Regions from separate parts of the Homo sapiens genome. Here regions 2, 3 and 4 are each linked to region 1. The links are chromatin loops, found by intact Hi-C in ENCODE. Cell type or tissue: PC-3. All regions are shown on one strand. Each heading gives the region's core, and the rest is flanking DNA. Links, peaks and the distances in the headings are about the cores only. Region 1 has its middle 78 kb from the start of LINC03017. Region 2 has its middle 43 kb from the start of SEMA3A. Region 3 has its middle 260 kb from the start of SEMA3A. Region 4 overlaps SEMA3D (semaphorin 3D).

Evidence for each region. Hi-C counts contacts between places; a loop is a spot of excess contacts. Peaks named below come from ENCODE experiments on the same cell type or tissue, not always from the same donor. Only the 100,000 strongest peaks of a DNase experiment are listed, where the experiment ranks them.
Region 2: a loop joins it to region 1, with 3.0 times the contacts of the local background. A loop is called at or near these places in 3 of 110 quality-filtered maps.
Region 3: a loop joins it to region 1, with 4 times the contacts of the local background. A loop is called at or near these places in 4 of 110 quality-filtered maps.
Region 4: it touches region 1 in a loop (5-fold over the local background); 5 of 110 quality-filtered maps call a loop at or near these places.

What each region holds. Positions count from the first base shown.
Region 1 is chr7:84,449,773-84,458,262 of GRCh38, reverse strand. It overlaps a transcript of SEMA3A not described here. Among named protein-coding and RNA genes, the nearest start is that of LINC03017, 78 kb to the left of the region's middle. In PC-3, for the core only: a CTCF peak has its summit at 3,551 (motif pointing right); no DNase peak of the experiment used is centred there; H3K27ac peaks cover 749 bases.
Region 2 is chr7:84,233,682-84,242,171 of GRCh38, reverse strand. It overlaps a transcript of SEMA3A not described here. Among named protein-coding and RNA genes, the nearest start is that of SEMA3A, 43 kb to the right of the region's middle. In PC-3, for the core only: no CTCF peak of the experiment used is centred there; DNase peaks (open chromatin) are centred at 4,451 and 5,601; H3K4me3 peaks cover 1,097 bases; H3K27ac peaks cover 4,918 bases.
Region 3 is chr7:83,931,349-83,939,838 of GRCh38, reverse strand. No RefSeq gene overlaps it. Among named protein-coding and RNA genes, the nearest start is that of SEMA3A, 260 kb to the left of the region's middle. In PC-3, for the core only: CTCF peaks have their summits at 3,584 (motif pointing left) and 5,481 (motif pointing left); a DNase peak (open chromatin) is centred at 3,558.
Region 4 is chr7:85,016,660-85,025,149 of GRCh38, reverse strand. It overlaps SEMA3D (semaphorin 3D), which reads left to right. Exons shown (of 19, transcript NM_001384900.1): 13 at 2,537-2,759; 14 at 4,829-4,917; 15 at 6,857-6,898. Among named protein-coding and RNA genes, the nearest start is that of SEMA3D, 170 kb to the left of the region's middle. RefSeq lists a silencer at 6,343-6,637. In PC-3, for the core only: CTCF peaks have their summits at 1,863 (motif pointing right), 3,862 (motif pointing right) and 6,415; a DNase peak (open chromatin) is centred at 1,879.

The sequences.
Region 1 (8,490 bases), core at 407-8,406:
TACAAAAAAACTACAGAAGGAAACTCACTCCCTTGATATAAACGTGAAGCATTGCCTGTAAACATGAGGCATGCCATATCACAAACTCAGAATCTTCTTGTGCATATAATGCTTCTGTGATTAGAGTAACTATTCATAAAATTTGAATTATGTCATCCTCAAACAGAGCTTAATGTAACATCAACTCAATTGAAGAAACAGGTTGTAAACATAAAGTCTTACCTAAGACTTCATAATGGGTCAGTGGAAGTACTAAGACTAAAAGTCAGGTATACTTAGACCCTGGTCACTTACCAAGGTGGCTTTCTTCATTTCATTTACATCAGTTAATACATTTATTTGTTTATCTATCTGTTTGTTAATTTCCCATACATCAGTTAATGTATGATGTATATACTTGTTTTCATAGCTACATAACAAAAGTGAATTGTTTTGTCTAATAATTATCTATCTCTAAAGATTGGTTGACCAATATATTTGAGAAGAAATTAAGAATAGTTAGAAATGTATTTTCCCTTATTTATAACTAGGTATATTTGTATTTTCAAGTCAGAACACTTCAAATGGATAATCAGAGGTTAATTACATCATGTTACATTCAGTAAATGTAACAGTTGATTAAACAGCAACATTTGATATTATGTTTTTTAATCTGGCAGAAATGCCTCATCTGAACAAAATATTTTCTAGTTCCATTTTCAAAGGATTCACTGGGCCAAAACATCAATTCAATTAAAAGTTCTTTAAATTTAAATTACTTTAATTTTATAACGTAAGCACTATTTTTGAATTTTCACAGTTGCTAAAAAAAATGTAAAAGGCAAATCATCCTCTTCTAAATATCAAATCTTTCACCATTGACTGCAGCCCCTTACCTAATACTAACAACTTCCAAGGAGTTTGCTCTGCATGTAGATTTTGATTACTCATGAGAGAGCACAGGAGCTGCAAAACTGAAATTTGTAAAATTGACTTGGATAGTGATGAAATATAGAATGTATTGGTATATATGAATAAGAGTATATTTGTGCTTGTGGAATAACTGACTCAGGAAAACTAGAAAATTGCCATTTTTCCTATTCATCCACTCATCCTAACACTTCATTCCACACTAGCAACAATCTTACCAGATTTTTTTTTAATGGTACCAGTTATGTCATTGGGAAATTTGAGACTGGGGTCTACTTATTTTTGATACCAAAATGCAAGTATATTTATATAAGCAGTGCTTATATAAATATACTGCTTTGCTTACCCAAAGCAGTATGCTTGCTATCTGAAAACCTGAATTGGAGTATCCTGGCTTTATCGCTTATTAGCTGACATTAGCAAGTAACTTAGGGTCCATTAGCCTCAGTTATTTTATTTATCATCATAGTGGATATAAGAAAATTTAACTTACAAAATTGCTCAAAGGTTAAAAGGGTCTTTTTAACATATTCTACAAATGGATATATATTTGCCTTGTGTTTGTTTGTGTACCCCTACAAAGCACTGAAGTAGCATTTTAGATATTAAACGTAAATAAAGCCAAATATAACATGGTTCTTTATTTTTAAAAATGACAACTTTTTCAATTGAACAATTTACCAATGAAATTATTTTCTAAAGACTTTACTGTATGTTATAGTTACCTAAATCCAGGTATGCAGTTACCTAAATCAATATATTAATGATTATTAAACAATAAATATTTACGAAATGTAAATCTTTCTATTTGATTAATGTCAGACATCTAGTTTTACATGGTAGAATGATTATCATTTGATATCTGGCCCATTCAAAGTTAAATGGTTAAAAGATGGTGCTTTTAAAATCTCTTACTTAATCAGAGTGTCTGATATATAAATGCTAAAAAATTGATGAATGACTCCTTTATTGATTTAGAATTCCAAGAGTACTATGAATTAGATTATTCTTTGGGCTTTCAACACAGAATAACAGATTTTACCATATTAAGACTTTATCCACCACCTACTCCCCAAATCGACTTGATTTGAAGCATCCTATATGTTGGAATATCTAATTTATTTTTATAAGCATTTCTTTATAAGCACAGAGGATTTAAAAAAGGAGGATATTTTCTTTTTTTAATATTTTTTTCTCATAGGAGATCTTAAGTTGTGAAGCGCATGAAATAATTTAGAATATCATCTCAGACATCCTTACTTTTAGTCATCTCATTTGCAAGTGTTAAATCTACTTTAAGGCCTGAATTGCCAAGGATCACATAAATTGGGTAGCTGCCAAATTTCCATTTCAGTTTATGCTGTGTAGACAGAATATGTATCCATATGACCTTCATGAATCAGCTATTCAGCTGTCTCACAAGCTATTTCAGCTATTGCCTATTGCCAAGTAGGTAAGAAGAGATATTCATTAGCATGAAATTTAGAGTATTTGGTTACTACACTGGTTAAATCTTTTTCTAATTTTTTCCCTCTCCCATATATAAAATGAAACAGATGTTTACTTCCTGAAATTTGGAAACATTTGTAACTTTTAAAGTGGTTTACAGTTATGAATTTAAGAAAATTCTTATCACTTCGTTCTAAACTTAAGAATACTCTTAATTGTACACAACTGTATTTCTAATAAGCTTCAGACCAAACTATAAGAATTATTCACATTGAAATCATAGAAATTATCACTCTGAAAAAAAGTCTTCAAATGAAGAACTGAGTTTGCCAACTGTTGATATCACTAACTCAGCTTGCCTTCCTGAAATTAACATGTAATATATGTTACTATCACATACCTTCTAAGCTATTGTAAAGAGGTTATAAAATATTTTTATTAATCAAACATATATTGAACATTTAGAAATATTAGTTTAACATACAGCCTTTTAAATATTATTGTTCAATGGAATGGAAAATATTAAACAAAGTAGTTTTTAAATGCACTTTGTAAAATAAACATTGAAGTCATATTTGAAAAGAATGCATTGCAAGTATTTAACTTATACAATGTTTATGTGAAACTATATTTATTTTAATCTTAAACTACCTGTTTTATTTTTAACCTTTTTTAGAAAGAGCTATTCCTCCCCATCCCTCAACTTCATAAAAAATGAAAAATAAGAGTATTCATATTTCTGTCATTTTCTTGTTGAAAAACTATCTTTCAGATTTTAACCAGATTTCACTTTCTGATAGAAAGAATTAATATATTACAATACTATCTACTTAATTTGTAATAATTATTCAATGTCATAAAATGAGAACTATTGACCTACCAATGTGACCTAGCTACACATTCAGGTTCATTGAGAGCGTTTCATTTTTATTGTATTTGTCATATAGTTTTAAAGATTACATTAAACCTTGAGGTGCTACTTGTTAATATAATTAAAATAACTATTATATTTAGATTGTACATGAAATTACTAGGCTTATTCAGTCTCTTACTGGGTTCATATAAAATTAATTTTAATGTACTTTGACAGTTGTAAAAAGATTTAATATGATTAAATATTGTCTAAGTTTTGATCTTGCCACCAGATGGCAGGAAAAATCAGAGTCAAATAGTTTTTGTTGAACAATATGAATGAGGGTTTTTGTTTTTGTTTTCATTTTGGGTGTTTTTCTATCAATATTTTGTACATAGCCCAAGACATCATTTGTATTACATGAATATACAATATTTCACTGAAAATTATTTGTATTTTTCACTGTAATTGTACTATACCATTTACCACATTCATGCTATTGTTGTCATGAATTTTAAAATGATATTTAAAGTTACTGTTTTAGTAACATTCAAATTACTATAATAATTGGTACTGTGAATGCTCAGACTTGCCAGTGTCAAATAACTGGTTACTCAGCTCCTCTATACACAGGTGGAAAGAAAGTGCATGGAAAAAGTAACTAAGCTGTTACCTTAATGTTAGTAACTCTTTGGACAAGGCCAAGAAATGACTTATCTGTGTCTGATGTATGTCTTACTGTTTCACAGAATAAACACATTAAAGTCTTAGTATTACACAGCTTGACATCTTCCATAGGTAATTTAAAAAAAGCCATTACAAAATAAGAATAAAAAATGGCAAAAGAGAGAAAATATTCCCCAAATTGCAGCAAGACTCCACAGCTCTTTTACATTTTTACATTTTAAAGAAAAGAGTTCAGATGCCTTAACACTTTGAATATATGCAAGCTAGAGAATTGAGGCGAATATTTTAACAAATTACATCTCCATGTACTGTAAATAATTGCAGCACAGTAGCACATGTATTGTGGATACATTTTTATTGCTCTGTTAAGAATAATTTATAAGTCCACCTACTTCATTTTTTGATGCAGTAGTTTTCTTTATCTTGCAATAATATATCACTGTAGTATCAATAAGTTTAGGTATTACTTTCTTTTCTAGAAAAAAAAGTGTAACTAGAATTAAATCATCTAATCAAGTCAGTTTTTATTTATTGAAGTGATATTTGAACAACAGCTGTCCTCTGCAAATTAGCAAACAATTTTACACAAGTTTTTTTTGCAAAGAAAGGCAGACAGCTATTCTTAATAAGTTACAGAGTACTTATTACTGAGATAATGTACACGATAGAATATTTAATACAGACAATGTAGACTTTAAGTAGAGACAGGGAATGTGTCTCTCTGGTGACTCCATTATACACCATTTCTTGACTTTACTCAGAAGAAAGTAGCATTTCACTGTGTGAATCAGGATGCATTGTCTCTATCACTCAATAGAAACAAAGTCTCGGCCGGGCGCGGTGGCTCACGCCTGTAATCCCAGCACTTTGGGAGGACGAGGTGGGCGGATCACGAGGTCAGGAGATCGAGACCATCCTGGCTAACACGGTGAAACCCCGTCTCTACTAAAAATACAAAAAATTAGCCGGGCGAGGTGGCGGGCGCCTGTAGTCCCAGCTACTCGGGAGGCTGAGGCAGGAGAATGGCGTGAACCCCAGGGGGCGGAGCCTGCAGTGAGCCGAGATTGCGCCACTGCACTCCAGCCTGGGCGACAGCGAGACTCCGTCTCAAAAAAAAAAAAAAAAGAAACAAAGTCTCATGAACCATAATACTCCCTGAAATTAGATTCATCTCTCTTTCCACGTTTGTCACTGTTGAATTTGCTTAGCAGTAGGTATTCGATATGTATAAGGATACGACTATTTTTTTTCCTCCAGATTCCTTTGCGTTTGATAAAGTTGAGACAAAACACTGGAAGGTTTTGGATTAGGTTAACCTAGAAAATTTTAAAGCTATTACTAGTAAAAATGACCTGCTACAAATCTGTAGGATGTTACCATGCAAACTTCCAATGTTAAAAAGAAGGGGAAAGACTCTGACAGTGTATAAAGATTTACTTCCCCCCCAAAAAAGGCCCTTGTTTGCTTTCACAAATGGTCACACAGAGTAACAAGTGACCCAGTGCATCAAGTTCAGACAAGTTGCAAAACAAAAAGAAAAATGACACCTCTGGTCAATGACAGATGAACTTTGCATCCATCATAGGCTTGCTAGAAGGAAAACAGCTAGGTGAATTGTTGTTGCCGTGTGCAGTCTTTCATCAGCAACACCCTATGGAGGTGTGCCTGTGGCAAAATACATAGTTGTCCTGTGAGTGTCTAACTACATATTCTGGCTTTTAAACTCTTTTAAAACTATTTTTTATACATAGTAACATAACAGTATTAAAATTTCATGCTGAGAGCCGATAAAAAAGGAACATGTAGGTTTGGAAAAGAAGCATACCATATTTGTATTATCGATCATGCCACCATATATTATCTTGGTGAATGTTTCTGGGAATAACAAAATTCTCTCAAATGGCCATATCATACTCACAAAGTGTATGATACCTATCTGTTTTGCTGGCCATGTCAACTCTCAAACAATAGGATTCATTCTCCACTAAGGTGCCCATGGCCTTGCTGTTGTTCATAAAGGAAGCCTTATGGCACGTCACTCATCCAAAATAACATCTAAGTAGGTTCATATTTAAATTCAATTACTTTAGTACTGGCTATTTTTAAAAAATATATTGCCTTAAAATAATAACTTTTGAGTATATTTATTAAGTGATAATTCTGTTTTGCCAAACACTGAACTTTGAAGCCTTAAAAAGTAATAGGACAAATGTGTGATCCTTCTTTGAATGTTTTTATTCTGGCTGTTGTCAGGTGTGTAAAAAAATGGATGTTAAAGCTATATTTAAATAAGTAACAAGCAAAGAGAGGAATATAATTTTAAAAAATATATTTGAAAAACAAACAATTAAATATTTGCTACTAAATTCACTTATAGATTAAGAGTAGGAGAAGAAAGATTGCAAATTTAACCCATGTAATTGTTCCTTTATTTGTGGAAAATATAATGATACTAACAAAGGTTATGTAGACTACAGAGTTAAAAACAAAAATACTGGATTCCAACTTCATCAAACTAACTTAGAAGAGGGGAATTTAGAGGGATAACATACCTTTAAAAATGGGAACTATGTTCCTATTTGCAATGAAGTGTCCAATGAAACATGAACTCAACATAAAACTGAGTCACTGATGATTTTCCAACAGAAGTTTTGTCAAGGCGTATTTTCTGTGATAAATTTGCTGTAACTTTTCAAACCGTGTCAATTTGTAAAGTAGTTCTGGATTTCAAAGTTTGTAGAGGCTTTATAAACAAGAGAGCTTAGTTCCTTCTCCACTGAATATTCATGCTTCTATGAGGCAAATTTCTATCTATTGTCATACTCTATAAAAGTCATCACTATCATAGGTAAGAGTAATCAAAATCTCAGGTTAACCATTTAGTTTTGCTTTTCAACAATATTTTAGGGCTATAAACATCTTTAATCAATTTAGGAGTTATTTGTGATAGCTGGGCAAAATTTGTTCCAGAATGATTCAAAACTGACAACAGAGACTTTTCCCTATGACCTTGAATACTGGTGGAAGTGACTTTAAATATGACCCAAGGGGGAAGGAAAAAAGTATGTATATAGGGTTAGAAGAAATGTTATGTGTACACATTTTTTTTCTTAAGAGTTGGTGCTGAGAAAACTGGATATCCACATGAAAAATAATGAAATAGAACCTATCTTATATCACACACAAAACTCAACTCAGAATGGACTAAAAACTTAAATCTAAGAAAATGAAATTTTAAAACTCCTAGAGGAAAACATAAGGGAAAGTTTTATGACATGGGTATGGGCAGTGATTTCTTGGCTATGACACTGAAAGCACAGGCAACAAAAGCAAACACAAACTTGGAATTACATCAAATTAAAAAGCTTCTACAAAGCAAAGCAAACAATTAACAGAGTGAAAAGGCAACCTAAAGAAAAGGAGAAAATACTTGGCAGACTATATATTTGCTAAGGGGTTAATATGAAAACATAGAAGGAACTCTAACAACTCAGTAGCAGTAAACAAATAATCTAATTTAAGAAACTGACAGAGGAATTCAATAGATATTCCTACAAAGAGGACAAATAAATAGTCCAGTTTATGAAAAGATGTTCAACATCACGAATTAGGGAAATGCAAATCAAAAGCATAATGAGATATTTTACACCTGTTAGGATGTTGTAAATTTTTTAGGTCTAGTACAATGAGACAGAACCCTCCCACAATTCAGACAAAGTAAATTTACTACTTACAAATAGGCAGCAAGAATAAATGAATTCTATAATCAATGGCAAGCTAGTACTCCACAGTTTAGGAAAGCTTTCCAGAATGGATGGAGTCTTGTCTACATGTGCCATACATTGCATCACAGATGAGTGTTCCTCAAAGCACTAAGCTCTGCATTTTATAGCCTGAACACATTCATGTCACTGAGGTCAAGAGTTGCAGAAGGTCCTGTTCTGGGAGGAATAAGGACACAGCCCAGGTTTTTCCAGAAAGTTCCTCTTCATCTCAGAATGTGGCATTCTTGGTATATTCTGCCCAAGAATTGCACGCAAGAGTGGAAGAGCTTGGTCATCCAAGACCATCTGGGGCCCTATACTCCTGCAGATGTCTGTTATCAAAAGAGAGAGAGAGAGAAAGAGAGAAGTGTTGGAGAGAATGTAGAGAAATTGGACCCTTGTACTCTGTTAGTGGGAATGTGAAAGGTGCTGCTATGGAATTATGGAGGTTTCCCAAAAAAATTAAATATAAAACTACCTTATGACCCTGCAATCCAACTTTTGGATATTTATCCAAAAGAATTGAAGTCAGAATCTGGAAGAGATATTTGCACTTCCATGTTCATTGCAACATTATTCACAATAGACAAGATGTGGAAACAACCCAAACGTATGTGGATGGATGAATGGATAAAGGAAATGTTGTAATAGATGCAATGAAATATTAATTAGCTTTTAAAAACAAGGAAATCCTGCCATTTCAACAACGTGGATGGACTTTGAGGATATTATGCTAAGTGAAATAATTCAGCCACAAAATGACAAATATTGCATGGTTCCACTTAACATGAGATGTCTAAAATAGTCAAACTCACAGAAGCAGACAGT
Region 2 (8,490 bases), core at 197-8,196, 220 kb after region 1:
GACTTTCTTAACAGAATTAGAAAAAAACTACTTTAAGTTTCATCTGAAACCAAAAAAGAGCCTGTATAGCCAAGACAATCCTAAGCAAAAAGAACAAAGCTGGTGGCATCATGCTACCTGACTTGAAACTATACTACAAGGCCACAGTGACCAAAACAGCATGGTGTTGGTACCAAAACAGATATATAGACCAATGGAACAGGACAGAGGCCTCAGAAATAATGCCACAGATCTACAACTGTCTGATCTTTGACAAACCTGACAAAAACAAGTAATGGAGAAAAGACTCTCTATTTAATAAATGCTTTTGGGAAAACTGGCTAGCCCTATGCAGAAAACTGAAAATGAACCCCTACCTTACACCTTATACAAAAATTAACTCAAGATGGATTAAAGACTAAAACGTAAGACCTGAAACCATAAAAACCCTAGAAGAAAACCTAGGCAATACCATTCAGGGCATTGGCATGGGCAAAGACTTCATGACTAAAATACTAAAAGCAATGGCAACAATAGCCAAAATGGACAAATGGGATCTAATTAAACTAAAGAGCTTCTGCACAGCAAACAAACAAACAAAACACAAACAAAAAAACTATCATCAGAGTGAGCAGGCAACCTACAGAATGGGAGAAAATTTTTGCGATCTATCCATCTGACAAAGCCTTAATATCCAGAATCTACAAGGAACTTAAACAAATTTACAAGAAACAAATAAACAACTCCATCAAAAAGTGAGCCAAGGATATGAGCAGACACTTCTCAAAAGAAGACATTTATGCGGTCAATAAACATATGAAAAAAAGCTCATCATCACTGGTCATTAGAGAAATGCAAATCAAAACCGTAATGAGATACTATCTCATGCCGTTAGAATGGTGATTATTAAAAAGTCAGGAAACAACAGATGCTGGAGAAGATGTAGAGAAATAGGAATGCTTTTACACTGTTGGTGGGAGTGTAAATTAGTTCAACCATTTTGGAAGACAGTATGGTGATTCCTCAAGGATGTAGAACCAGAAATACCATTTGACCCAGCAACCCCATTACTGGGTATATACCCAAAGGATTATAAATCATTCTACTATAAAGGCACCAGCACATGTATGTTTATTGCAGCACTGTTCACAATAGCAAAGACTTGGAACCAACCCAAGCACCCTTCAACGATAGACTGGATAAAGAAAATGTGGCACACATACACCATGGAATATTATGCAGCCATAAAAAAGGATGAATTCATGTTCTTTGAAGGGACGTGGATGAAGCTGGAAACCATCATTCTCAGCAAACTAACACAGGAACAGAAAACCAAACACAGCATGTTCTCACTCTTAAGTGGGAGATGAACAATGAGAACACATGGACCCAGGGAGGGGGACATCACACACAGGGGCCTGTCAGGCGGTGGTGGGCTAGAGGGGGCTAGCATTAGGAGAAACACCTAATGTACATGATGGGTTGATGAGTGCAGCAAACCACCATGGCACATGTATACCTATGGAACAAACCTGCCCACTCTGCACATGTTCAGCATTAGTACCACTGGATCCAATCAATGTGTTAGCTGTCCCATGCTTCTTTGCGAGGCTCTAAGGGATAATCTCTTCCTTGCCTCTTCCAATTTCTGAATTTATCTTCCCTCTCTCGTGGCCCTTTCCTCAAGTCAGCAATGTAACATCTTCAAATCTTTCTTTCTACTTCCATCTTCCATGGCCTTGGCCTTCTGGGTATATGCCCAATCCCCCCGCCCTCTCTCTTATAAGGACATTTGTGATGACATTTAGGGACCAAACAGGGATAACAAGAAATTTCTTTATCTCAAGATCGTTAACTTAATCATATCTGCAAAACTTCGCCACTCAAAGTAACATTCACAGTTTCCAGGCATTAAAGATCTTTGAGTGGCCATTATTCAACCTACTAAAATCTTTTTTTAAAAATTATGCATAACAAGTTAAATATTTGCTTATGTATTTTTAAGACTTCTTATAAATCTCTCTCCCATCTTTACTCTCCATTTGAATATACTATAGACTAGTTTTGGTGTTTGTTAGTTTTAAAATATTTACAAGCAGTATTGTTTCTTTTGGGATCCTACAGACCAACCTACCACTTGGGTATAAATTGGTAATTTGAAACACTTAAAAATTTATAGGATACTGTGGCATTATAGTTATATATATTGCTTTTAATTAAAACATTCTTCTAACATTAGTCTGACCAATGAAATAATAGAAAATATTAATCTACCATACTGCATCACAACTTAATATTTATTTGGGACAGGTAAATTTTTTATGACCTCTTTATTTCAAATCAGAATATTCTTTGACTAGACTCACAGTGACAGTAATAAATGTGTATGCATCTATAACATTCACAAAATCAGTTTCATTAAGATGGCCTCCAAAGATGGTAAAAATTAGTATGTGGTTTAGCTTTAAGTCCTAAGTCCTCTAATTTAGTGTATCAGATCATTTTATTCTTAAAAATATGTTAGAAAAATTACAGTTGTTTTTTTACGATCCAATTTCTAAACTATAAAAAGAAATTGCTAACTATAAAATATAATTGGCACTGCATTTTTAGTCAGAAAGATAACCAGATGCTTTAAAAATGAATTCATTATACAAGACTCTCAAAAATTGTTCTGTAATTATTCCCTCAAGTAACAGTTCCAGTATTTCTAAAATATTATTTATTACCCATGTCTTCCATTTCTCTTTCATATTTGGGTGTAAAATGAGTATGCCACTTGGCCACAAAAAGTGGATTACTTACAGAGTATTTAGTGAGTACAATTGCCCATGGGCAAAATATTAAATTTATTTTCAACAAAAGCCTTTGCTTGATTGTTTTAGATAAAACACCTAATGTTTTACAAATCAAAAAATAATTTCCTTATGAGAATTAAACTTTTGAATAAGTAGATAATTAAAAAACTATTAATTTTTTAAATGCTTGGTTTTACCTAAAGCAAATATTCACAGTTGCACAATCATGAAATCTTGCAGACTATTCTGAAATATGTTAATGTATTATTTTTATTTTTAAAAACTTATTTTAATATTAGCATTATGATATAATTATTTTTGGTCTACATTCTTTAAGTTTTTAGGTTTGCTACATGGCTTTAAATCATTGTAGTTTTTGGCCGGGCATGGTGGCTCACGCCTGTCATCCCAGTACTTTGAGAGGCCGAGGCAGGCGGATTGCCTGAGGTCAGGAGTTGGAGACCAGTCTGGCTAACATGGTAAAACCCTGCCTCTACTAAAACTGCAAAAAAATTAGCCAGGTGTGATGGCATGCTCCTGTAGTCCCAGCTACTCGGGAGGCTGAGTCAGGGGAATTGCTTGAACTAGGGAAGTGGAGGTTGTGGTGAGCTGAGATCATGCCACCGTACTCCAGCCTGAGCAACAGAGCGTGACTCCGTATCAAAAAAAAAAAAATTATTGTAGTTTTCATGATATAGTTAAAAGAGAGAGATGCCTACATGTGCACTTTTGCAAACAGTTTTGTATATGGAATGAATTATTTAAAATTGTTTCAGAAAACAGAACTATTGCAGAAAGGTTTTCCATCTCTATATTTACTTGTAAAAATTAAGTTAATATTATGTATGAGTGATTATCAGTAATTTATTCATAAGCTATTATTTCTCCTCACTCCATTCTTTAAACCACAAGTTTGGAGGAAGCCGATTTAAATACATGAATAAAAATTAAGTGGTGTAGACTTCCACTGTGCCTACTGTAGATTATTCACTGTCCTGTACTCAAGTTCAGTTGAAAATTGGTTATTCCACCAGGCACGATGGCTCACACCTGTAATCCCAGCACTTTGGGAGGCTGAGGCAGGCGGATCACCTGAGGTCAGGAGTTCAAGGCCAGCCTGGCCAACTTGGTGAAATCTTGTCTCTACTAAAAATACAAAAATTAGCCTGGTGTGGTGGTGGGCACCTGTAATCCCAGATACTTGGGAGGCTCAGGCAGGAGGATCCCTTGAACCTGGGAGGCAGAGGTTGCTGTGAGCCAAGATCACACTGCACTCCAGTCTGGGTGACAGAGTGAGACTCCATCTAAAGAAAAAAAAAAATTGAATATCCTCTGGGGCACTCTCATCTATTGTTCCCCAAAACACCCATACTCCACCAAATCTGGCTTCCTTAGTACTTCCAATACAGCCTTGCTATTCCTCCATAGAGATGGTGGCCTATGATAGTACTGTCTTCTTTTTATGGTTAAGTTTTCTGTTAGGACTTCAGTCAACAGGAATTCCCACACTAATCTGCATTCTCACAGAATTTTTTAAAGGCATTCCTGAAGTATGTTTCTATTAATTGGTTGCATCTGGGTCTCAGCACAGTATGTTAACTATAGTAAACCATAGTGACTAAAGGCATAAACTACAGAGCAGGATGTATGTTCTGTGATTGAAACTCAGCTCAGATTTCATGAATCACTCATGAAACTCAGTGATTTCATGAATCACCCTTTGCTGGGTGATTCATGTTAAGAAGTTATTTGGTCACATCATGCGTCAGTTCCCTTATCTATATAATAAAGACAATAATAGTATCTATCTTGTCACAGTATAAGAGATGATAATGTAAACCACTTAGAAAAATGGGTGGTATGTTGTAAGCATTTAATATTACTTTTGTCTGTCCCTCCCATACCTCTCATCTCCTTCCTCCTCTCCCTTCTTCTCTTCGTTCTTCTTCTCTTTTATTGATTATGAACTTCTTAAAGACATTTTCCCTAATACTATGTCTTGTATGTTGTATTAACTCAGTGAGTAGTAAGTTTGAGTAAGACAATGAGTGGCTAATTGCTTAATAATGAAATTTACCTGTTGATATAAACTATCTCAAATCTTAATCTTAAATTTGATAAGTTAGACTGTGGTTGCTAAGAAATTGGTGCTCAGAAATTCACTTACCTACATATGTTTGTCTTTTCCTTAACTCTGGGATAAATTAAACACATTTTGTTTTCAGCATCATCAGTTTCTTCCTACACTTAGTTGCTAATTATGATTCAGGTGTTAATTATTTTAAAAATATGTTTTCACTATTAATGTTGGGCATTGCTTTTCCCGATTTATTTATTTGGTCGTTTTAAATTTTAGAATGTAAGTTTAACTTCCTTCCCTTCCTTTCCAACACAGTTAAATTTATTTTAAATAGAATATATATGATATTGCTTTAAGTATATCACTTACTGCCATTTTTTTTCCAGGTAATTAACACAATCTATCCTTTTTAAGACCTCTGCTTTGAGGGTATTCACAATCATGAAGGTGACTCACATATAGAATTAACTGAAATATTTTCTACCTCAGATGTACACTCCATAAATGACAGGGGAAGAGAGATTTGTTCAAGGTATTGGAAGATAACACACTTGAATTGGTTTTGATAGACTGAGGCAAAACGATCAAGAGAGTAGGGCAAAATCAATAATTACCTGTATTCCAAGTGAATTTCAAACTCTTTTTCTATATCAAATTAATATCATAGATGGAAAAGTCTTGCTCTTAGGAGAATGGGATTAGTCATTAGTGACTAATAGAGTATTTGCGAGATAAAGATAAACTATGCATGGAAAAGGAAGTTAAACAGGAAGATTGCAATAACATCTTGGAGGAAGGGCCTGAAATGCCAAACTAATATTTTAGTAATGTTCATTTTCTCTTGCAAAGAGAGGCAATCATATTCAGAATTTTAGCGAATTAATACTGATGACTGTGTAACTGAAGGGAGAGTTAGAAACTTCTGTTAGGAGGTTATATTGGATATCTAGGATAGAAGTGATTAATGTCCAAATTAGTCTAGTATAACTGGGAACATAAAGGAAATAACACCTCATCTGAAACTTTACTTCATTCGCCCACTGACAAATGTGTGATAGACACATAATCAATACAGATGTGGTGACTAGCTAAAAGACAGGAGGAAGAGGAAGTTCAAGAAAACTAAAATTTTTAACCCAAGCAAAGGAGAGTGGCCAGTGGTGCACTTAAAATTGAAGGCATAGGGGAAAGTTTGGAAGAGAAACAAATGAATTCTAATTTGCACCTGTGCAATTTGAGGTGACATCAGGCTGGTTTTGTGCAGTAAACAGTAGCCAATTAGGCATGTGCCTTTGATGTTTTGATAATGATTTGAGAATCATCCAGTGAGGTTGATACTTGAAGTTGTGGGAGGAAAATAGATTAGTTAAAAGTGTGTAGGGTGAAAAGGAATACACCCTAAACATGGGGCCTTAGGAAACATCTGTTCTTAGGGGCCAAGTGAAGGAAAATAAACTGGTGAAAGAGCTTGAGATGCAATGGCATAAAGTATGGTCTAAAGTAGCTATGTTTTCATGAAGACAGTATACTCGACCATGTTAGAGTTCTCTTTGTTGCCCAAGAGTAGAGGGTACTTGGGTTGGATAATAAGCTCATTGATAATTGGTCTTTATGAGAACCACTTTAGTAGAATAGTTGGAGTGAGGAAAGTAGATTCTAGTTTGTTGGGACACAAAATGGAGAAGAGGAATTAAGAATTAAAACAATTATACCCAAACTACTTTTTAAAAAAATTAATAGCGTTTACTGTATCATTTTTCTTATTCCAATAATATTTATTCATGCAGATATTTCAAGTAATATTGAAAATATGGAGAAGAAAATAAAGAAATAAAGAAGAAACAATAATATCAAAAGTAATCAAAATTTCAATACCAGAAATCAATAATTATTGATAATCCAGCTAACATTTTTCCAAACTACAAAATACATACAATTATTCACATACAAGACACTTATAAATGATTGCATATATTAAATATAAAGTCATGTATATAATCATATGCATCATACCAGTTTATCTTTCATTTCACTCAGTAATACAGAAAAATATCTTGTCATTATTAATATAATGTGCAATTAATGAATGCATACTAGTCTACTATACTTACATAGTTTATTTAACAAGTCCATTATGAACAATTGAAAAAATACATATTTGTACACATATCTGATATTTGTCTTTGGATAATTTGCTAATAATGGCCTTCCTGTTTTAAAGAATTTATTTTTAAATCATTTTCGTATATATTACCTAATGCCCCTTCAGAATGTTTCCATGAAGTTGCGCTCTAGACAAGTTGATGTAAAAGTTTCCCCTTATGCCACATGCAGAGTAAAAACGCAGGAAAACAGCATGGGGATATTAACTGATATTAGTTAGAATTCATCTGTAATAGAATTACCTTTGTAATTTGACCTTCTCCAACAATGCTCAGTACTCAGTAATGAAACTACAAAAGATTACCCTAGATTTGAAAATTGAAATGGCACACACACGGCAGGCAGAAGGTCAGAATGAGTAATTAGTAAATCTACAGATATATAAAATAAATAATGAAACTGCCTGCTATTAAATGTAAAAGGAATAAGCCTGCAGTGAGTGTTGGGGCTGGAATGGAGGGGATAAAACTTATAAGAATAGAAAAAGTCAAGAGAAACATATGGGTAAAATAAAAATCGAGGTCTTTGGAGTTGAAGACGCCCAAGCGCAACAAGGGTATGGTTCAAAGACTCCTCAGTTTGAATGTTAAGAACCAGAGCAGGAAGGGTAATCAAAGAATATTGTGATCACAGCAGATTTAGATCAATGAGCAAAAGAGAACCCCATGTAGTAGAGAGATAAAGACAAATCAATGTAAAGAAGGCAGCATAACTGAATATCGTGTGTGTCAAAAGTAGAAAAGTTACTGATAAATGATGCCAGGGCAATGGTCTCAATGTGGCAGTGAGGATTAAGAGAACACTAGCCTCTTCATGAGCATGAGTGTGGAAGGGTTTTAGGGTAAATAGCACCACCAGAGTAAGGTCAGGTTTTGGTTCAGGTGAGAAAGTGGGGACTTTATTCTAGGAAAAGATTAGGTTGTAGGATTTTTAAAGTATTTAAAAGATCCAGAATTTAGCTAGAAGCAATTCCAGTTTAGAAGTAGAGAATGAGAACAAATGATATAATGGCCATCACTAACACCCCCCATCCCCTGTAAAACAATGTATTTACTTTTTATGCAGGTTCCTATTGACATCTTTTATTGTATTATGGTTTTCATTATAATAAACAAATGAACAAATAGGACTAATTGTGGTTCTAAAATACTTTATAAAAATGAGGCTTTTTTTTTTAGTATAGAGCATCGGTTAGATTCACATGGTAGTCAAAATATTGTACATTTATTATTAATTCCATTTATCTCAGGCATTTGAAGAGCCAGTTAATGTTGCATTTCTACCAGGGCTCTACGCTTCACCAAAAGCACTGCTACATCTTTGCATGGCAAAATTTGCCAGACATAGTTTGGCCTCTCAGTAAATACAGTAAAGGTGTTGCTTTCAAAGTATTTTTTCTTTTGATTTAGTCAAACTGAATTGAAAACAGTAGGAAGAATCTACTCAGTTAACAATAAGTGTTCAGGGAAT
Region 3 (8,490 bases), core at 359-8,358, 520 kb after region 1:
GATCAGGATTTCTAAAAGCTTCTCAAGTGACATTTATATCCAGCCAAGGATGCAACCTTCTGTGATAGGATATCAATAACAAGAATTTAAAACACACACACACCCTCATAGAGAAGAGGAAGAGCTTGAATCTATGATGCCTATTATAAAATTGAAAGAGCATTCTAGGATTTATGGTATTATCTTTATCCTCTGCTGGTTTTCCTCTGTTTCCATTGCCTATTGCCTATTACTTGAATAAAGAGCAGCTTCAGTAAGTTTAGGGTATCTCCAGGAAATATTCTAAAAATTAATGTTTAAAAAGCCACACAAAGTAGAATAATCTTGTATTCAACAAGGCCCATTATCTAGTCCTCACATGCTCAGAAATCTGATCTGCCAGATTTCCAGAGCTTATGTACTCAGAGATGCTGAATCTAGGGTACAAAATTCAATGTGGAAAGCAGAATGATAATTTACTAATTTGCAATGATAAATATAACTGTGAATGAGATAGAAAAGCATACAATGGGAGGTTTCTATTTACCATGAAATCAGGACAAAAGGAATTAGTTATATGATTCAAATGTTTGAGAGCTTCAGGCTATGAGTATTGGAACCATCGCTTCTTCATTAAAAAGAAAAAAGATTTGTTAAATATCTCTTATATATCAGTATAGCACATAAGCATGTAGGTAATGTTTCTTGTCTCAGGGTGGTTGTCATGGATTAAGTAAGGATAACAATTAAGTATACAATACATAAATCAAGAAAAATATCAAATAGTGACTACAGTGGGTTGAATAGTATCCCTCCATAATCCATGTCTACCCAAACCTCAGAATGTGACCTTATTTGGAAGTAGGGTTTTTGCAGAGGTCACATTGGATTGGGGTAGGCCCTAAATTGAATGACTGGTGCCCTTATCAGAAAAGGAGAGGATGCAGAGAGGCACACATAAAGAAGAGGCCATGTGAGCTTGGAGGGAGGCAGAATTACTTATGCTTCCAAAAGGTGAAAAATGCCAGGAGCCACCAGAAACCAGAAGAATCAAGGAAGAATTCACTTCTAGATCCTTTGTACAGAGCATGGCCCTTTCAGCACCTGGCTTTCAGACTTTTGGTCTCTAAAATTGTGAGAGAATAAATTTCTGTTGTTGTAAACCATCTAGTTTGTGGTAATTTCTTATGGCAGCACTAATACAGCAGTGATCCATTGGAGGTAAAGAATTAGGAAGATAATTATATCATAGAAAATCAATGAATGAGACTGATTCTGGGGTTCACATGAAAATAAAGAGCTAGCCACAAAAAAGAAAAACAGGAAGAATGCTCAAAATAGAAGAAATGGCAACAAAACTCCTAAGTGTGGCAAATTTAAGGAACCCAAAATGAGGCTAAAGCTCAATGGACTAAGGATAGAAGGGTAGGAGACAGGTGAGAAAGGAATTCAAGATTCATGTAACATAGGAATTTATACAGATTTTAATTCTAAATCCAATTTGAAAATGTGTGAAAATTTGAAAATAAGCAAGAAGTGGACTCAGTATTTAACATTTAAAAAATTCTCTCTGATTTCTACCTGGAAAATGTATTTTGTGTTGTTGGCTTTTCAGTTTACTAGTGAGTTGGGAGAGTTCCTTGACCACCCTCACAGGACTTGCCACGCGGGTGTGGCTCTCTGTTTGAACAAGCTCTCAAACTCTCTCCTTTGAACAAGCTCAAACCCTTTATGGGAGGGCGAGCACGCAGACGGGCAGGTGCAGGAACCAAGGGGAGCGCTTTTGGGCTCCAGCCCCATGGCAGCATCTAGGAGTGGATGTCTGACACTCCTGAAGCCCAAGTAGGCCTGAGTTACAGTGCGCTCTTTTAGTCTTGCCATCCACGGATGGCTTAAGTGTTAGACAGCTCAGTGAACCCTCTTGGCACCCAGGTCCAATCCAGCATCCAGGAAGAATCAGGTCGCACACAGACTAGAAGGGTGAAAGCTGGGGTTTTAGTAAGTGGTGGAGGTGGCTCTCCACAGAATGGATGGGGAGTTGGGAGGGGAATGGAGTGGGGAGATGATCTTCCCCTGGAGTTTGGCTGTCTAGTGGCCAACCTCCTTTCCAATAGTCCCCAGACAAACTCCTCTCGGCATTCAGACACTCCTTCTCTTCTCTCCTTCGAAATGCCCTGCATTTCTGCTTTTCATCTGTTCGGCCGCTTCTGGAGCCTGGGATGTGGAGTTTATGTGGGCACAGGATAGGGGGCATAGCAGGCCAAAAGGCAACTTTTTGGGCGTGAAAACAGGAATACCTGTTCTCATTTAGGGCCACGGGTTTCCAGGCTTGAGGGTGGGGCCTTTGCTGGGAAACTGCCCTCTTCTACCCAGTATTTCTGTCTCCTGTCTTTATCACTAGCATACAGTCATAAAGAGGAATGGCTTGGAGTAAGCTCAACATGCTATTTCCAGACCTCTTAATCCTGTCTTTGGCAGCATGTTTTAGTATCAATACAATGACAGTAGAAAAATGGAAGAATATTAAGGGCAGACGACGCCAACACCAAATACAAGTAATTGTCATATGAGTAATTGCAGCCTTCCTCTCATTTTGTTTTTCATCCACTCTCAGAAGCAACTGCTGGTTTTCCAAACAGAGTGTGATGAAGGGCTAAGACTCATAGCTTATCAATTGATATTACTGATATTGTAATTTTCTTGAACTAAAAGTAAAGTCCTATTTCATTATCATTTATATTATTTCTTATAGACATAGCCAGTTAGCAATAATATTCTTAGCTAACTACATCTGAGAATTTGAGATTTCCTAAAAAATGGCAAAAAAATGCTAACATGAAATGATTGGTACTGAATATGCTGTCCAAAAGGTTTGTTATCTTTTGTGATATAACTAAATAAACAAACAATAATTTACCTGTACAAAAAAAAAAACAAAACACCAAACTTGCATGCTATCAATCCCTGTGTTAATAAGAGTTCTGAATATTTCCAATGGGTAGTTTCAGAATTTATGAAATGGCTAAAAGGAAAACGAATAACAGGTAAGTACTTTGTTTTATTAATAAGAAGCAGTGATGTAGATATGAAAAATAACTTCTTGTGCTCAAGTGACTTTCCCAGCACATAAAATGGAGAATAACAGCTAGCGAAGGCGTAGTTCTTTGGCCACCTTACTTCAGGAAAGAAAGAAAAAAATATATATGGGGAACTTATGCTCACCTAGGGAACTTGCTCTCATCAGCTAATTTTGAGAACAGGAAAAAGGAAATTGCGTCCCAGGCAGCTTGACATGAGACAATGGGTCAGTCTCCTTATTGCTTAAACATGTAGCATTGTGCTGAGCTGTTCTGCACTTTTCTTCTCACAAAAAGCAGAATCAGCCTGAAAGACCAGTGAAGATATTGCAAAAGGAGGATTTATTGAGCTTCATTACATCTTGAAAGGATTAGTTGCACCTGCACATAAAGAATCTCTATTGGTTCAGATATACAGGCTGAAGGCGCCTTCTTTATTATACTTCTTTCAAAGGAAGATATTTGACCCACACTCTTGACAAGTTTCAAAGCCTCCAGGTTCACTGCCGAGGAGCAAGAGTGCCATCTGCTGGTTAACAACATTGAGCACATACAGAAGGCTTTGAATCTCTTCGGAAAGAAAATTATTGTTCAAAGAATTTTCATTTCTTTGAAGCTGAATTACAGAATAGCTAAAAATATCATTTCCTCATGAAGATATTACTCCACTTCCAGTTGCATAAAATGAAGTAAAAATGCACTCTAAAAAGTAAAGTGGGATGAAAGGGGAAGAAGGAGGACAAAGGGATGTATTTTGACAGAGAACATTAACAGCAAAGTTAATTTTACCGTGAAGAGAGGGTCTTTTTGCTTCATTTCCTAAATAGTTATTTATATTTTATTGTAAATTCCTTTAGGTAAATTAGCTATTAAGTAGTGTGGAAATTCTTGATGGTTAAAACATGTTCTTGGCCGGGCGCGGTGGCTCACGCCTGTAATCCCAGCACTTTGGGAGGCCGAGGCGGGCAGATCACGAGGTCAGGAAATCGAGACCATCCTGGCTAACACGGTGAAACCCTGTCTCTACTAAAAATAAAAAAAAAAATTATCCGGGCGTGTTGGCGGGTGCCTGTAGACCCAGCTACTCGGGAGGCAGAGGCAGGAGAATGGCGTACCTGGGAGGCGGAGCCTGCAGTGAGCCGAAATCGCGCCACTGCACCCAGCCTGGGCAACAGAGCGCGACTCCGTCTAAAAAAAAAAAAAAACCATGTTCTTTACTCAAGGACATTAATATTAACATTCAAATTAGAGCAAGCGTATATCAAAAATATAACAAAATTATAAAATTGTTTTATTAATGTTAAATTATCTTCATAACGTCTTCTACTTAAAACCTAATTTATGCATGGACACTTTACACTTTTTTCTCAATTTCTGACCTTTAATTTTTAATAATGTCATTTAAACATCCATGCAGTAAAAAATTATTACATTGAAACAATTCTATTCCATCTACAATATGTACTGTGTTTCTAAATATACTTGCCAGTTCCACAGCCCCCACCTAACCCTCGTTTCCCATAAATTTTTCACAAAACTAAGTTGTGATAGTTGTAGCCAGGCCCTTCCCAGAGCTCCTTTCCGAGGACTCCCTGCCTCACACTTCAGTTGCAGGCTTCTTCAGAGATTCCTCAGCTACAGCAAACTGACTGCTCCAGTTCCCCTGTCCACCCACATCTGATGACTGCTGGGGTCAGGAATATAAAAGCCAGCCAGTTTGACTTAATTTGGGACTCCTCTGATGTGCCATTGTAGCTCCAGAACTTCTTGGAGGGTTGATTCCTGTCAACTTCAACTTCTTACCTTGAGTTTGGACTTTGTCTTGGCCCAGTCCTACTTTCTTACCCTCCTGTCCACATGGGATGACCCCAATAGTATTCCCTGGTGAACACTTTGCAGGAACTCCATCTCCTGCTTCCAGAGAAACCCAAACAGCAATTCAAGCTGAAAGACAGCCCTGTTGTGACCATGTGATTTTGTTTTGTCCTCTTCTATAGAAAAAGGCTTTATTCTTTAACTTAATCAAAATATCCTTCTCTCTTATCAAATCTTATCAAATCCATATTATACTTTTAGATAACTAAAATGCTACAAAATATATAGTGTTTGGCCATCATGTCTATTTTACATCATTGAAATATTTTACATAATCCTATATGTGTGTATGTCTATGTGTTAAAATACTGATATATTAATCTAAATTTTAAAATCTGAATATTTTATTAGAGCAATGTTTTAAATTTGAGCTGATGTTACTGTAGAATATGAATGTTTATGTATTTTAAGCTAATATGTGCCATAAAGAATATATGCTTTTCATAACTTGAGATGGTTGAAATATTTTATCTTTACAAGTTAATAAAGTGGTACTCAGTACCTTCAGCTTTAAAAAAAAAAAGGCTTTTTCTTTCAAGAACTAGAATTTTAAGACAGAAGAAAAATGCCCTCTAGTGGTAAATATTAAGAAAATACTTTTTAGTGTATTAAATTAATATGTTTAACAAATATTTATTAATTTTCTACTATGCTTTGGTTGCTCTGGTTAAGTCCCAGGACACAACTGTGAATAAAATAAAAAAGGGTACAAGACCTCTTCTGATGTGCATTACGGTGAGAATAAGACAAACTTTAAAAAGAAAACAATTAAAATAAGTCCATATTTAGTGTATAAAATGAAGGGAACAAACAAGAATCTGAGATAGAGAACAGTGAGAGGAAACTTGCTTTAATTATTAAATGCCATTTATGCTAGTATTTCTAGGAAGCGTCAATCTTTTAATTTATATTTTGTGAACTAAAGGTGGTTGTCTTTGTTGCTGTTCCTTTTTTTAAAACATTCAAGACACATGACGGTGTAAAACTAGAATCTCAAATCAAAAAAAGAACCTGGAGCTAAATCAATTGTCCAGGGACATTTTGGAATACTAATTCATATACACAACACACCTAAAATTTTGCAGAGTAATTTTTCAGGTTTTGCAAAACAACAAAGAAAAGGAAACCCACCATATTACCAGTAGGAGGGATTCACAAATGCATAATAATTCAGAGCCCTCCTCTCCACTACAAGAAAATAAATAAAACTCATGTGAATTCCCTAATCCTATCAATTAGATGAGCAATGGGGAAAAGAAAAAGTTTTTCCAGATCCTACAAGATCCCACTGCCTCCATCATTGATATTCCCTGAACTTGTCAAAGTTAGTCCCAAAGTTAAACCTAACATGCTGCTTACAAATTGTCCCTGGGCAACTTCAATCTCCTAAACACATCCACAATTCTAGCGTTTTTTACAAGTAGTTCAAGGCCGGGTAAGGATAGTTGCTAGAAGAGGTAACTCCTGAAATCTCAGTAGCATATTATAATAAAAATGTGTTTGTTTGCTTGTTTGTTTACTTTAGTCCATGTAAAGTTCAATGAAGTGTTGCTGATGAGGAGTGGGGAGGAGTAGAGAAGGGACGTATTTTCCTGGAAGCCCTAAAGGGTCTCAGGTTATGGAAGCTGTAATACTTTCAACTCATGCTCTCTCAGGTGAACTTGGGCATCAAAATCCAGCTTGTAGATGGAAATGTAATCACACAGATAGTCTGAGTTGCATGTATCATTTCACTGCCATTCTGTGGCCAGTAGTTATTTACAGGCAACATCTTACTGCAAGAGAGTCTAAAAACAGGTCATTCATATTCCCAGGTAGGAGAAGAAAACAGAATGACAAACAGCTACACATCATTATATAACATTTCAGAAATATATCCACCCATTAGTTTGATTATCAAACAGCAACAAACTTGGAGTATCATTTTGTTGATAGCTAAAAATTGATTTAAAGAAAGCTTCTTTATAACAAATTTTTATGGTTAATAAAAAACAATTTATGTGGAAATGAATAACAGTGTTAGTTTGAATTTTTAATAATGTATATGCATTTTGAATTTTAAATTTTTAATGTGTATCTATCCCTAAAGAATGCCACAAACTCTCAAAGCCTTTCTAAATGACTACTTAAATAATTTTATGGCTGGGCACTGTGGCTCATGCCTGTAATCCCAGCACTTTGGGAGGTAGAGGTGGGTGGATCACTTGAGGTCAGGAGTTAGAGACCAGCTTGGCCAACATGGTGAAACCCTGTCTCTACTAAAAATACAAAAAAAATTAGCCAAGCATGGTGGCAAGCGCCTGTAATCCCAGCTACTTAGGAAGCTGAAGCAGGTGAATCGCTTGAACCCAGGAGGCAGGGGTTGCCACGAGCTGAGATCGTGCCACTGCACTCCAGCCTGGCAACAGAGTGAGACTTCGTCTCAATAATAATAATAATAATAATAGTAATAATAATAATAATAATGTTATAAAATATTCTACATCCTGGAAATATTATCTAATAAGATCACTATGTTATCTCTACGTTGTGCCATATATATGCTTTTAGTAGGAGACTACATACATAGCTTAATGCAAAGTATTTGTATTAAGGGAATTCGGAGATTCTACATACAGAGTCAGGCCTAATGGTGATAATATTTTAAAGTATACTGAATCTAAATAGCTGAGTTTCCTGCTCAAGCAAAAGCTATGTAGACAAATGAGCAGTTAGGTTGTAATATTGAAACTGAACATAGATAGCTGAGTCCTTCTTCATGCTTAATGATTGACAATGGGCATATTGTATTGGGTAGTTAATGCTGTGGACTAATACACTTTATAACCAAATCAAGCTCGATATTTTGTTTATGTGTCTCTCCTCTGAGTAGAAGAGTTTTCAATGTTATTGGAATATTCAGGATGTTGATTTCTACATTGCATAATATTAATCACCCATGGATTTGACTTGAAGCCCAAATCTGAAACCACTCCTCTATTTACATTTTTTCTTAGCATCTTTTTCATAGCCTTGCATACACTGACATTATTCCAAGCTATAGTCCCCTCACTTTTATATCTGGCCACTTCCCACTATTCAGCCTCCTGTGCAGGCTAAAATCCACTTTTATTATAATAATTGGTACTCTCCCAAACATACAATGATCTGCAGTGTTTCTCAGCCCTTGCCTGGAAGATGCTTTTGTGCCTTTTAAAAATGCTACAATTCTAGCTCAAATGGTACCTCTATAAAATCTTCTCCAACTCTTTCTCCCACCAAAGATTTAGCATCTCCCTTGACAATGATCTCACAAAATTACAGTGCCTTTCCCAACGAATTTTGTGTTTGCCTACCTCCCCCAGTACAATGAAAGCATCTCAAGGAAACTACCTTTTCTGTGGTGTGCTTGCTTCGCTAACTAGAATATGGCTTAGAAGCCAGTTACCTGTGGCTTATGGGCAGTGATAAAACTTTGTAAGTGATAAGACAATCAAAAACAAAAAGAAAGCACACTGTTTTGGATGTCTCTAGGCTGGATTTAGGCTGCATGCTACCAGCTTGAAATGCCCTTGATTAA
Region 4 (8,490 bases), core at 258-8,257, 570 kb before region 1:
CGTATGGTATGTTCAGGTGGGCTGTGTTAATACCTAGAAATTAAAAGTACATACATACGGAGAAAAACCCACTAGATTTCTAATACCTGAGATGTATAGCTGCCATAGGAGAATTTTCTAGAATTTGTTAAAGGAAAATAACTGAATATGAATGACCATCCGCTTTAGATGTATCATTTCCCTACACTTTCTCTTTTCTTTTACGAAATTTTTCTTTCCTACTTTACTCTTACCTACATACATTGCTTGGCATCTCATTATTTTTAGATCTGTGTGCAGCACAGCTATATGATATCAACGCAAAAATTCCACTGGTTTGAATGTACTGAAATAACAATATTTGATTCAAACTGTACTATCCTAAACCTCAGAGAGTAACTCTACCAAATCATTTTCATTTGTGCAAGCATAGTGGAGACGCAGACCTGAGATATCATGCATAGCAATTGAGAGGATAAAGATCTTGTCCAAACACTGGCAACATGCCATGAGGAAAAGCTGCCATAAGAAAAAATATATATTTTCAAAGATCATTTTATAGTCAATAGAAACCAGGTTTTCCTTCCTTTTTTTCCGCCTTAGATTTTATTACACTTAAACCATTTTTGTCGGAGCAATGAGGAAAATTCATATTTATTTTTTCTAAGTGTTCATATTTTCATTCAGCTATACTTTCTTGCATTAAAATTTCTAATTATTTAACAATTTGATATCAAAAACTACGGCTTGAATGTCATGATATTATTTCTTTGAAAACTTTGGCTACTGCACAACTACAGCTGCAAAGTCAAAAGTGATTTTTTCTTAAGTTGGAGGGCTTTTTAAAAACTGTGTGCAGGCAAAATCTTGCTCTGGGTTTGATTTTAATGATACACCAACCAGATTGAACCATAGGCATTATAAGCCTACTATGAATTGTCTTTGACTGAGCCTCAAACATGCAGCCTATAATTGGACAAGAGCTTTGTATCATTTGAGCTCCATATCCATTTTGAGTCCCTGCTTAATCTATTTAATGCAAGGTTCTTCCATTATTGAGTTGACGGATTCCGCTTGGCTGAAGGTTAAGTGCTGGAAATAATGACTGAACGTGCAGACTTAGATCTTTAGACCAACATCCAGTTAAGAATATGTTAAGTAAATGCAAAGTGGATAATATTCTAGGACGTTTCTAATCTCTCTGGTACAGACCTGGGACAAATAACTAAATATCCAGAAAGTATCAGTTTCTTAATACCAGACATTGAAAATTTTTGTTAAAGATAAAGATATTCTTAAATTATTTATAGAAAAACATTAACAGACTTTTAGTACAACCTCTTTGATATTTCTTCTAATTCATAATAAGCCATTATGATTTTATTGGTATAAAATTTGGGGTCAAAGTCAAATATTGGGACTAGTTCTAGTATCTTCAGCTCCCTAAGAATGACCCTCTTGAATATTTTGAGAAGTACATTATGTTTTTGGAGCCTTGTCATGATTCTAATTAGTGCCAAGTTTAAATGGTTCAGTTCCATGGAGACTGTTTCCAACTTCTCTAAAAACTGAAACAAAGAAAAGCACCATTAAAAAAATCTGTCCTTACTGTCAATCATTTTATTCTCTATGACTGCATCAATTGACTAAAGTTTTCCTCTCCAAAAGAATGCATTAGTCCATTGAGAATTCAAATGTGATAAAAGAATCGTTCTATACGAGGTACCTTCCTAAATTGCAATATGTTTAAACATAAAATAGATTTAGGATGTGGGAGAGGTGATATTTTCTGGAAAAAAAAAGTCTAATTATAAGGTGTTTTTTCCCCTTTATTTTTGGATAAAGGCACATAAAATTCATTTGATTTGAACCATTTTGAACTTTTTACTCTTACCACCAGGGGGCAGGTCATGCTAACTATTGATTTAGTGGATGCTGAAAGGCACATAAGGCAATTTTAGAAAGAAGTATAAAATTCCCTAACAGTTTCTTTGCAGACTCTTTAGGAGAAGAGCTGTTGAATTGTTCAAAGTGTAATTTTCACACTAATCATAAAAGAAACTACATAATTACAATTTCAAACTATTAAATACTTTGAAATTAATTTTTGTGAACTGTTTGTTCCTTTTTTATTTTTTAATTAAACATGGTTTCATTTGAACTGAAATTATAAATTACTCAAAGGAAATTGAAAATAATGGCTTTCCACGTGTTCTCATGTTTATAGATCAGTTTCTTAACAGTTATTTCAAGTTAGATTTCAAATATCTTCATTAGAAACAATCTTCAGAAGAAATAATCTTCATAAGAAAAGAATTCACTATGGAAACATTATAAAATGCAGAGGTAATTTAGAAAATTTTTGAAGGAGAAAACTGGGTTTAAATTTATTAGAGGCACGCTGCATTTATTTACAAGTACACATGATTCCATATTGACTCTGTTGTCCATTCATTTAATATTATTGATGATAAGCTATACAAATTTTATTGGAAATAAGTGTGAACTTCTCAGGTGCATAAACAATGTCTTTACTTTCCTCCACATTTATTTTCAGTGTCCAAGCAAAACCTATGACCCACTGATTAAGTCCACCCGAGATTTTCCAGATGATGTCATCAGTTTCATAAAGCGGCACTCTGTGATGTATAAGTCCGTATACCCAGTTGCAGGAGGACCAACGTTCAAGAGAATCAATGTGGATTACAGACTGACACAGATAGTGGTGGATCATGTCATTGCAGAAGATGGCCAGTACGATGTAATGTTTCTTGGAACAGGTAAGCTAAAACTAGATTAGGATTTTTTCAAAAGGAATTTTTCATTATTAGACAAAGAGAAGAACAACTTCAAAAATATTTATTGGTCAAAATAAAAATGAGTAATTATTAGATAAAACCTTGTCAGCATTTCTTAAAATTATGTAGCTTTTAATTGATAATCATAAATATCTCCCAACTTCAAATCTGAGATTTCAAAATGTATTTGACAGCAATGTGTCTACTCTACATTACATGCTCAATACATATTTGTTGAATGATTTTGAACTACAATTAAACAAGTAGGGCAAAGTAATGTTTATTTTCAAACTTTGCCTTTCCCTCTCTTTGCAAGTATATTCCCAAAAGATTCCTTCACCTGATTTTGAGAATCACTGACTTAGTTGACTTAAGATAGATTTTCAGAAACATTAAACATTACTTTGTAAAGACCTTTAAATAGAAACTTCTTGGAGATTATCTTTCTTCTTGAATTTTGTGCATTAAAATGTATTTCCTAGACTCAGATTTTAAGCCCATTGTATTTTTTCTTTGTCTGTCAACTCAGTAACTATAAAATGATTAAAATGTTTTTATAAAAAGAAAAACTTAATCTCAAAAAAAGTAAAAGTATTAGCTAATAATGTCATGGGAATTCTACTGGCAGTAAAGATAACATGTATCATTAAAACAAAAGCACTGTATTCCATATCATATTATATAACTTAATGGATCAAGCATTTCATAAAGAATTAAAAATTAAGAATTTTCAACAAACAAGACTTTTTATTAGAATAGATATTTAAGAGTTCAAAACAATTTTAGAATAATTTTATTTTTAAAAATTATGGATCTTATAGAAGTTAGGTTTATTAGGAAGTATGTGTGTGACGGAATCAGAGGACCTTTGTCATTGATTGTCAAACCTGATTATTTTGAAGATGGCAATTCCACAAACCAGAAAAATAAGGGATATTCCCAAGACAAAAGAGATGGCTGTTGAAGGGTCAAAAGTAGAATTAATTAGTTGCTATTAATTCCCACAAGTTTGACGCTTAATTTGTACTGTCCACCCAAAACTAGGTGTTCAACAGTTCACTGCAATGAATGTCATTTAGCCACTAGGTGGTAATATCTAACCTTTACTGAGAAAATTATAGACTGCTAAGATAGGTTTTTAATTTTGACATTTGGAAAAATGTACATTTAATATTCTTTAAAGATCCCAGAGTTATTTAAAAACAATTAAATAATTCAGACTATTTTGTGCGAACAGGATCATTATTATATACGTTACTATACTCCAACCCCAGTGCTCAGAAGTTTAAAAATGCCTATATTATATAAATTAAAGTGGGATTTTTTTTTTCTTTTTCTAAACTGTTCTTTTAATTTTCTTTCTGTACTAACCTGACACTTCATTTAATTTCAATGTAAGATGATGTATTTAAGATACCTCTTTTAAATGTCAATTTTTGGTTTGCATTATCAACCTTGTATTAAGTTGAACTTAAATAATTTTAAACAAACCTTCCATTTCTCATCTATTAATAAGGATTCTGAAGATAGAATACATTTGAAGAGTGAGCTACAATTTCCCTCAGATAGCTTCAATGATTTTTTTGTTCATTTGACAACATTATTAAAAGAATATATATCTGTCTTTCATGGTGAATTGGATATAATAACTACTTAATAAATATATATTACATGGAAGGAAGAGAGAGAATTTGTTATTTTAATATATTTTTAACTTTTTCAGTTAAGGTCCAAAACGTTTGCTCTATTAACGTTTCAAACAATATTTAAATTATACATATATATCTATATATTACTTTTGTTAAGAATATACTCTGAATATGCATCCTTTAACATTCTCTCTATAAATGGGTGTTCTACTAGCTAAAAGCTATATTTTGGGAGGACAAAACTTAAACATTAAGCTTCAGTTCATGCATGTTTCATTTAATCTGTTTTTTGAAAGGCATTTAAAGAGAAGTGAGGGGAATGATTTGCAGGTTTCTAGGGATATGCTTACCACTAATTTTTGAGATAGAAACAATGGGATCATGGGTTATGCATTTTTTCAGACATTGGAACTGTCCTCAAAGTTGTCAGCATTTCAAAGGAAAAGTGGAATATGGAAGAGGTAGTGCTGGAGGAGTTGCAGATATTCAAGGTAAGACTCAGTCCAGAGTGCCAGGAGAAAAGATGTTGAAACTGAGTAGCGCTTGTTATAGGGCACCCTTGTTTTAATACATCATCAGGTTACCTGAAGAAGCCTTTGAAATTAGCTTTCTTAGTTTTCTTTTCCCAAAGCAGTGGAAAAAGTTTTATAAGCGACTAGGAATGGGACTCACCTTCCTCTGTAGAATACCGCTGAATTCAGGGCTCCCGGGATTGCCTCTCATTACTGCATTCTCTAAGCATATAGTCAGACAAATTGCCACATTAAATGAAAGCCTGGGGTCTCTTTTACTATCCAGATGCTTTTCTACTTTATAAATTTTACTTTTCAATTTTTCCCCAATTGAATTTGAGAAAAATAGACCAGTGTATAAATCATGTGTCCCTGCTTTTCTGTAAGGAAATTAAAAAAATATATAGGTTGCATCATAGTAAGTCTTCATGTATGCTAAACTCCTCTCACCCGGCAAAAAGAGTTAGTAGATCTAGAAGAATAGTTCTCCAGATTTGGAGAATGTCTTTGACTTTTAACAATAACTCTCAATTGTGGCATGCTTTGTAAATCCTCAGTAAAATTAAGTTTACAATTATTTGCTGATTGTAACATTTGAAATACTTTTTTTCTCAGAAAAACTTTTTTAAAAATATGCTTTGTTTATTATAACATTTTTATTGAGACAGTTTATTAAAATGGATTGTTTCCATGTAAATAATGCTTTAAAAGAGAATAAAGCCTTCCTCTGTGAGGGGCTCAAGTTAATTAACATGCTGAGTTCCACAGGATCCTGTTTATGTTGTGATGATAATAGTGGTCAAGGAGTTAACAAGAACAAGACCTGCTATCTGGTGTCTACCAAAACAAAATCTTGGGTGGTTCCTAGGGGAAGGCCAGATGTCAAACATAAGTGTGAACCCAGAGGCCAAAAATACAGTGCCTATAACACACATAAGCACATTAGAACAAGTCTCGTTCAATGGTGTTAGACAGTGGTCAAGAAGAATTACTTGGATTCTGCTGTTAAAATTACATAAATGACCAGCTTTTGTTTTCTTTTCTTATTGTAAAATCAGCTTTATTGAGGTATAATTGAGATACAAACAAAAAACTGAACATATTGTATGTATATAATTTGATAAGTTTGGCCATGTTTTTAAAATTGATAACAAAAATGCTATTTGATAGAACTTTCTCACTGAAATTTTTTTTCATATATTTCTTTAAATCTTTAACATCTAATACTGCTTGTCAATTAGCAAATATGAGCTGGTGCTAAATGAATAAATAGTAGATAGATGATAGGTAGATGGAAAATTTTTTAAGCCATCTTGTCCTTTTTAGTTTGTTAGCTTTTGTGTTCATGTTTCTGATTTTATCTTGCATGCATTGAGCCATATTTTTTTACAAACAAAACTAGCCTTAGTTCATATTGTGAAATCATGTGCACCAGTATTGTGTAGTGTTCCGTAAAGAATATGATCATCCACAAGGAGCACTATAACTTCTCAAAACTCTGCTACTTAAACAACTTTTTGAACCACTGATCTAAGTAAGAGCAGAAAGAGGTAATAAATAATTATGGAGATGTTCTTGTCAACACTAGTTTGACTTATATGGAAGCAGTTAAGATAAGCAGATTTAGAAGAAGAACACTTGTGAGTAACTGGGAACAATTTTCAATGCAGAGTATTTTCTTATACATTTAAGTCACTTATCTTTAATAAGATACTACAAAATAACTTTTTATCATTTCTGTTAAGGTACAATCACTACATTTTGGAAGAAAATAGCAAACAATAAGAACTTTATTTCCTTATGTAACAGAGACTTGATGTTTACTTCAGTGATATATGGCATCAGATAAAACAACATATTGTTTAATATAAAAACCTGTTAATGATTATCTTTATTGACATTTAACTTCTATTTTCAGCACTCATCAATCATCTTGAACATGGAATTGTCTCTGAAGCAGGTACTTTTTAACTTTTGTATGAAAGTTAATCACAAAAGCAATGGGCTGCTTGAATCAAACTTTATTTGAAAAAAAATCCATTGAAATTGGGAGTTAAATTTTAAGAAATTTAAAACATTATTTGTTTCTCTTGTAATTCATTAGAGACCATTGTTTCAGCCTTGCCTTGGGAGAAATTGAGCCAAATTTTATTAATTGAATGATGCATTCTCCCCTTCCTTTGGATCTTAAAAACTGAACTCACTTTCCTAGTCTCATGAGAATGTCATTCTATCAAGCCCATTAGACATTCATGTAGAATATCAACCCTAACCATTACAAAGGGTTTTTAATCTGGGGGTCTAGGAGTTAGAATATGAACTGTGGTGGCAGCCCAACAGCCAACCTTCCACATATCACATAATATCGAACTCTCAGAATCAATTTCCTCAACAGTAAAGTTAGAAAAACAATATCCACCTCCAGAGTTTGTTGGGAGTTTAAAGAGGATGCTTCATGCAACATTCTAAACAGAGAGCAGGCACATAAGTGTAAAGTAAATGGTAACTAATTATAATAATAGTAATAATCTTTAACATTATTTCATAACTCTCTGATATGATATTCCAAATTACAATTGTTTCAAGAGATTCAAACTGCACTATTATTTCTATTTGCACCCCCAAGATATAAGAAAGCCATATGACATGTTCAACATCAAGGTGTTGCTAAAATTGACTTAATCTATTACTGTTCCTATGGCAGAGTGATTTTTTTAGGAAATTATCTAAATAGTTTTCTTCTTCAGGGCTTTGTCATTTATTTGTTCATTCACTTATCATTTATTTCTTGAAGGCCTAAGGTGCTTGGAGGGTACATGAATGAATGAATAACATAGCTCGCCATTAACCTCCAGAAGCTCACAGTATAGCTGAGTGTCAAAGGAAGACACTTACACTGCACAGTAATAATAGAGTCTAGAAAGACAGAGACAAGAAAGTGGCCTAAAGGGAGCCAGAAGGAACAGGGAAAGATAACTGAAAGAAGAGACATACAGCTTGAATTATGAAGGATGTCATAGTTAACCAGATATATTAAAAGGAGAATGGAATGGAGGAGTATATGCCAACCAGAAGGGGAGAATCTTTGCAAAAGTGTGAAGAGTGAGAGACTATAGCTTATTGTAATAAGTTTGTGTACAATTAGAGTATGGATCATATGTGTGTTCAAAGGGCAGGAAGGCTAGAAATGAATCTGGAGAAGTAAGACAGAACAAGATTAGGCACAACTTTATATATCTTTATATATCCTCCTAAGAAGTTTAGCAGCATATCTTAAAAACAATGAAAGCCCCTGGATGCTTGGATAATGCTCACCTGTAGTGCAGCTACTCAGGAGCCTAGAATGGGAGGATACCTTGAGCCCAGGAGCTCAAGTCCAGTCTGGGCAACATAGTGAGAACCTGGCTCAAAAAAAAAAAAAAAAGCCATTGAAAAGGAAAACAAACAAACAAAAATACATTTATGATTAAGAAGGAGGGTGTTATAATAAGATTTTCTTTTTAGAAAGATTAGTCTGGTGTGGCAGTGTGGAAGATAGACTGGGTACTGGGG